Linked DNA regions of Homo sapiens: region 1 is linked to region 2. Evidence: chromatin loops called from intact Hi-C (ENCODE). Cell type or tissue: mammary epithelial cell. All regions are shown on one strand. Each heading gives the region's core, and the rest is flanking DNA. Links, peaks and the distances in the headings are about the cores only.

Region 1 (2,905 bases), core at 168-2,667, 52 kb before region 2:
CCCGTCCCAAGCTTTCCTCTTCCCCCTCAAGATTTCACTTGGAGAGGGAATCCAGGGCAGGGGCTACATCCAGATCCCACTTGGCCCGGCAGGTCCAGCCCTAAGGTGGTCTCCAGGCCAGGCACCAGTGGCCTTGGAGAGATTGAGTGCCAGCCCCTAGAGTGACTGCTGCTGTGATTTGAGAAGTGAGAGAGAGAAACATAGAGGCAGAGACTGAGATAGGGACTCAGAGCCACAGAAAATGCAGACACCAGCACCTCAGCCCTAAGCAGCTAGAAGATGGGGCAGCAGGCTGGAACTCGCTCACTGGGTCCTTCTCCCCTCCTGGGCCCTAGCTGGGCCTGTGGCCTGGCTGTACCCAGCATGGCTCATGTCCAGTTTATGGTTCCCCTTCTTTCCCTCTAGAGCATGGGAATGGGCAGGGAGCCAGAGGCTGTGGTTCCATCTTCCCTCCTTACCCAGTAGGGCCTATGGATGTTAGGGAGGGAGGCTCCACACAAGGTCCAAAGTCAAACTGTTGGATGGGGTCCAGGGGATTTCTGCTCTGGGAACAAAGCGTCCTGAGGATGCTGGGCAAGAGGACAAGGATGGGGGTGGAAGGCGAGAGGACAAGGCCCTGACTCCCATGGATGATGCGGGAGGCAAGGCCCTCGGCCCATCCAGGAGGGGCTGGGTTGCTTAGGGGTCGCGTGCCAAATGACAGTGTGGGAATTTCCTTGTCCTGGCACTGCCTCTAGACTTTTCCTCTCTGGCCCAAGTTGTTCCTCTTCAGCTAGCTCTGCCCTACTGTCTTGAACATCATATGTGATGCCCCTCTGATGAAATGAAAGATTCTTCTTTGCTAGTGTTAGCAGGAATCACCCTTTGTTCACTGGACCAAGGCCAATGAGATGACCTCGCCTGAGGAGGGGTCCAAAGACATTCAAGTGCCCGCTTCGCTCCTTGTCAGAGCCCTCTGCTTGAGCAGTAACCCCTCTTCCCAGCCCTGCCCAGACCTCTCCCGGGCCCCGTTATCTTCCACTGAGGCCCTGATTCCCCAGGAGGAGGTAGGAGGTGAGGCCAGTTGGGCCAGAGGCCTGGGCTGGTGCCAGAGAAAGCTGCCTGGTCTCTCTGTGGTGTCTGGAAAGGCCAGGGAAGGGAGGAAAGGAAGTCCTGCCTGCAGCACCGCCAGCAGCCCACAGGAATGCCACACCTCCCAATCCATGTCCTCAACGACCCTCCCCGCATTCCCACTCTGCTGACTAGCCTTTCCTTCTCTCCCACAGCTGGACGCACAGAACAGTCTCTCCGTGGGAGGAGACATTATGGGGCGTCCACCACCACCCCTCCCTGGCCATCCTCCTGGAATGTGGTCTGCCCTCCACCAGAGCTCCTGCCTGCCAGGACTGGACCAGAGCAGCCAGGCTGGGGCCCCTCTGTCTCAACCCGCAGACCCTTGACTGAATGAGAGAGGCCAGAGGATGCTCCCCATGCTGCCACTATTTATTGTGAGCCCTGGAGGCTCCCATGTGCTTGAGGAAGGCTGGTGAGCCCGGCTCAGGACCCTCTTCCCTCAGGGGCTGCACCCTCCTCTCACTCCCTTCCATGCCGGAACCCAGGCCAGGGACCCACCGGCCTGTGGTTTGTGGGAAAGCAGGGTGGACGCTGAGGAGTGAAAGAACCCTGCACCCAGAGGGCCTGCCTGGTGCCAAGGTATCCCAGCCTGGACAGGCATGGACCTGTCTCCAGAGAGAGGAGCCTGAAGTTCGTGGGGCGGGACAGCGTCGGCCTGATTTCCCGTAAAGGTGTGCAGCCTGAGAGACGGGAAGAGGAGGCCTCTGGACCTGCTGGTCTGCACTGACAGCCTGAAGGGTCTACACCCTCGGCTCACCTAAGTGCCCTGTGCTGGTTGCCAGGCGCAGAGGGGAGGCCAGCCCTGCCCTCAGGACCTGCCTGACCTGCCAGTGATGCCAAGAGGGGGATCAAGCACTGGCCTCTGCCCCTCCTCCTTCCAGCACCTGCCAGAGCTTCTCCAGGAGGCCAAGCAGAGGCTCCCCTCATGAAGGAAGCCATTGCACTGTGAACACTGTACCTGCCTGCTGAACAGCCTGCCCCCGTCCATCCATGAGCCAGCATCCGTCCGTCCTCCACTCTCCAGCCTCTCCCCAGCCTCCTGCACTGAGCTGGCCTCACCAGTCGACTGAGGGAGCCCCTCAGCCCTGACCTTCTCCTGACCTGGCCTTTGACTCCCCGGAGTGGAGTGGGGTGGGAGAACCTCCTGGGCCGCCAGCCAGAGCCGGTCTTTAGGCTGTGTTGTTCGCCCAGGTTTCTGCATCTTGCACTTTGACATTCCCAAGAGGGAAGGGACTAGTGGGAGAGAGCAAGGGAGGGGAGGGCACAGACAGAGAGGCTACAGGGCGAGCTCTGACTGAAGATGGGCCTTTGAAATATAGGTATGCACCTGAGGTTGGGGGAGGGTCTGCACTCCCAAACCCCAGCGCAGTGTCCTTTCCCTGCTGCCGACAGGAACCTGGGGCTGAACAGGTTATCCCTGTCAGGAGCCCTGGACTGGGCTGCATCTCAGCCCCACCTGCATGGTATCCAGCTCCCATCCACTTCTCACCCTTCTTTCCTCCTGACCTTGGTCAGCAGTGATGACCTCCAACTCTCACCCACCCCCTCTACCATCACCTCTAACCAGGCAAGCCAGGGTGGGAGAGCAATCAGGAGAGCCAGGCCTCAGCTTCCAATGCCTGGAGGGCCTCCACTTTGTGGCCAGCCTGTGGTGGTGGCTCTGAGGCCTAGGCAACGAGCGACAGGGCTGCCAGTTGCCCCTGGGTTCCTTTGTGCTGCTGTGTGCCTCCTCTCCTGCCGCCCTTTGTCCTCCGCTAAGAGACCCTGCCCTACCTGGCCGCTGGGCCCCGTG
Region 2 (2,905 bases), core at 288-2,787:
TTTTTTGGTAAACTCTTCACCATCCCCACCTCCATCCTCCCCGCTCCCATATACACACTTAAGAGCAGGAAAAAACATACAAAGTAGCACAAACAGTCATCAGAACAGATTTCTTGAACATTGTTTACAATTGGTGGATGCCTTCTCAGTATGAACTTTAATGTGTGGCAGCTTTGGGAACTGAAGTAAGATACATCAGGATCTCTGGTCCAACCTAGAAAAAAAGCATGTGAGGAAGTTCCAAGGGGCTGCTGGTCACACAGCCAGACCCCGGGGCCAGGTTGGGCCAGGAAAGCAGCAATTTCTCATGGCTGGGGCAGTGTCAGCCCTCCCTTTTGAGGAAACACATCCACATGTCAACAAGTACTCAAAACCAGCAATGACAATCCTTTCCTGCAGCAGACGGGTTTCTGCTTATTCCTGTCATTCCGGGAAGCGGAGCGAAGAGAGAATTCCAAATTCTCAACAATAGCTCCTTTGCCCTCCATGGTTAGCCTGGACCCACATCTTAGTACCTTACATTTGCACAATATTTGCAACTTGTTCAAAGCTTTTGCATATTTATGATCTTACTGGATTAGGTCATTACAAGCCCCAGATGGAGAGCTATCAACCTGTCTTGCATGAGGAAGAGGAGGTCAAAAAAGGTCCAGGATGCCAGTGGCCAAGTTAGTAGCAGAGTGAAGATTTGAGCCCACATCTCTGCCCAGTTTTCCTGCTTCCTCACACCATGCAGCCTCGCCATGAGTCAGCTATCACGAGTTCCAGACACAGGACCTCAGATCCTCTAGGGCCAAAAGGTGCCTCCTTATCCTGGTCCTTGTTTACAGTCATTATAACTGCCCCCACTACTTACATTTTTGCTCCCTTTCTCTGGCAGGAGCTGGTGCTGTGACCCATCTTCGCCTGTTTTGCTTGAAAGCCATCCCCACACCCACTCCGAAACCACCTCCCTCCATTCCATTATATTGCACTAGTTGGAAACAATTCAAATACCGAACAATAGGAAAACAGTTAAGCAAACTCATAAAGCAATATGACAGAAAGCTTGGAAAACATGGACAATAATAACAAGTATGTCAATGCTCTCCGTTCGGGTCATGTGTTTTTGAAATATTGTAATTTGATCAAAGCAGAATACAAAAGGACATGAACCTACCAATCACAGGTATGTAAAAATGAGTTTCTGCAAATTGCTAAGAACTAGGAGTGAACTTAACAAGATGAAAAGAAATTTTTAAAAAATCTTCATGGATTTTTCTTTCCTATAATGTTCAAAATGATAATAAAGAGTAAGTGATCCTAATAAATATGACAATAATAAGCAGAGGGGGAGACAGAGAAGGAGGAATGTTTTCCCACTGGAACTGGAGAAGGGGAAGGAGAAAAGGCTGAGGGTAGGGAGGGAGGGAGCTCGGTGGGAAGTAGGAGCCAGGAAGCCTGAGGACCAGCACCCACAGCCACAGAGGTGCAACCGGGAGCCCACCCTCTGGGGGTCCCTAAGGGCCAGCGAGGTAGGTGACCAATCTGAAGTGGTGCTCCAGGGCACCTTTCACAATAATTACAATGTCAGTGGTGCCTCCTAGAGCTGTGCAAGGTAGCAGTTCTGGGACAGAAAGAAGCCTGGAGCTGGAGGGTTTGCCCATGCTGGAGAGCTAGAGACAGAGCCACTGCCCTCTTCACCTTCTTCCGAACTTCCATTGTCACCCAAGATCTCTGCAGTTTTTCTGCACTTTCATTCCAGAGGGCTAACATAACACCTGGCCGACAGGAGGTGAAAGGCCTTCAGGAGGAGCACAGCCTCCCCCTGGTGGGGAGCCTGACTGGCAGGGAGCGGGCAGTTCCAAAAGGTGCCAACCTGGGCTCCCCTGAGACTCAGGGACAGTGCCCTCCACAGACATATCAAACTCAACATGTCCCAAGCTGACTCCTCTCAGCAGCCCCCCTCCACCCCTCTAGCCACACTTGCTTCTCCTCCTGTGCTCCCCAGCATGGCAGACATCACCACCACCCACCCAGGGCTTAACACGCCCTGCAGGATCTGGCCCTGGCTTCAGCGCTCACTTCACCCTGCTTTGCACCCTGTGCCCCACCCACATGGGGATATTTACAGTTCCCGTAATATGCCAAGCTGTTTCCATCACCATGCCTATTCTCAGGCTGTTTCTTCAGCCTGGAGAATCTTCCCTCCCTTGCCCAGCTGCTTATCTGTCAAGACTCAGCTCTGGCAGCATCTCCCTCTGTGTCATCCCTTTGCCCTCCACTGCACCCCACCCCCATCACCTGTCCCCACGTAGAGATCAGCACCTCAGCTTATTTATCTCTGTAGTCCCGACTGACATCTAGCCCTGCTGCTGGCACTTCTTCGGCACTCAATATATATTTTATAAATAAAAGAACAAATGACTGAATGTAGAACATCAATTTGGGGGTGGACAAACAGTGAATCTGATTAACAAGACCAAGCCCACGTGTGGTAGCCCAATGCCACTACATTTCTGGTGACAGCATCTCCCAATTCACCACTGCCCTTAGGCCACTCCTTTCTAGCAAGGGTCTTCGCTCCAGGCCCTTGGAGACTTCCCACCACCACACACAGCAGGTGCATCTGTCTTTGGGTCCCTGTTCTTCTCCAATTGCCCCGTGGGGGGTCTCTCACCTGTGTGTGGATGCGCTGTTCAGGGCAGTGAGCTTGCCAGTAGAGGTGCTGAGTCAGGTGGGTGGGTAGGCTGAAGACAAGTCATCTCTTGGCATTCATGAGAAGCAATCGCCTTAGCTGTGCCATGTGAGGCTATCTTAGGATGGGTTTTGGGGGTGGGAGACAGGATGCAATGATTCTCACGGATGTTATGTTGTCACACTCCCTGGCTGGGTGAGCTCTTTGCTCTCCAGCACACACGTGATG

Evidence for each region. A loop is a pair of places that touch in the nucleus more often than their neighbours do. Peaks named below come from ENCODE experiments on the same cell type or tissue, not always from the same donor. Only the 100,000 strongest peaks of a DNase experiment are listed, where the experiment ranks them.
Region 1: a loop joins it to region 2, with 3 times the contacts of the local background. A loop is called at or near these places in 75 of 110 quality-filtered maps.

The regions. Positions count from the first base shown.
Region 1 is chr1:109,927,587-109,930,491 of GRCh38, forward strand. CSF1 (colony stimulating factor 1) reads left to right here. Exons shown (of 9, transcript NM_000757.6): 9 at 1,266-2,905. Among named protein-coding and RNA genes, the nearest start is that of CSF1, 18 kb to the left of the region's middle. In mammary epithelial cell, for the core only: no CTCF peak of the experiment used is centred there; DNase peaks (open chromatin) are centred at 1,285 and 1,715.
Region 2 is chr1:109,979,039-109,981,943 of GRCh38, forward strand. No RefSeq gene overlaps it. Among named protein-coding and RNA genes, the nearest start is that of AHCYL1, 4.3 kb to the right of the region's middle. In mammary epithelial cell, for the core only: a CTCF peak has its summit at 1,811 (motif pointing left); a DNase peak (open chromatin) is centred at 753.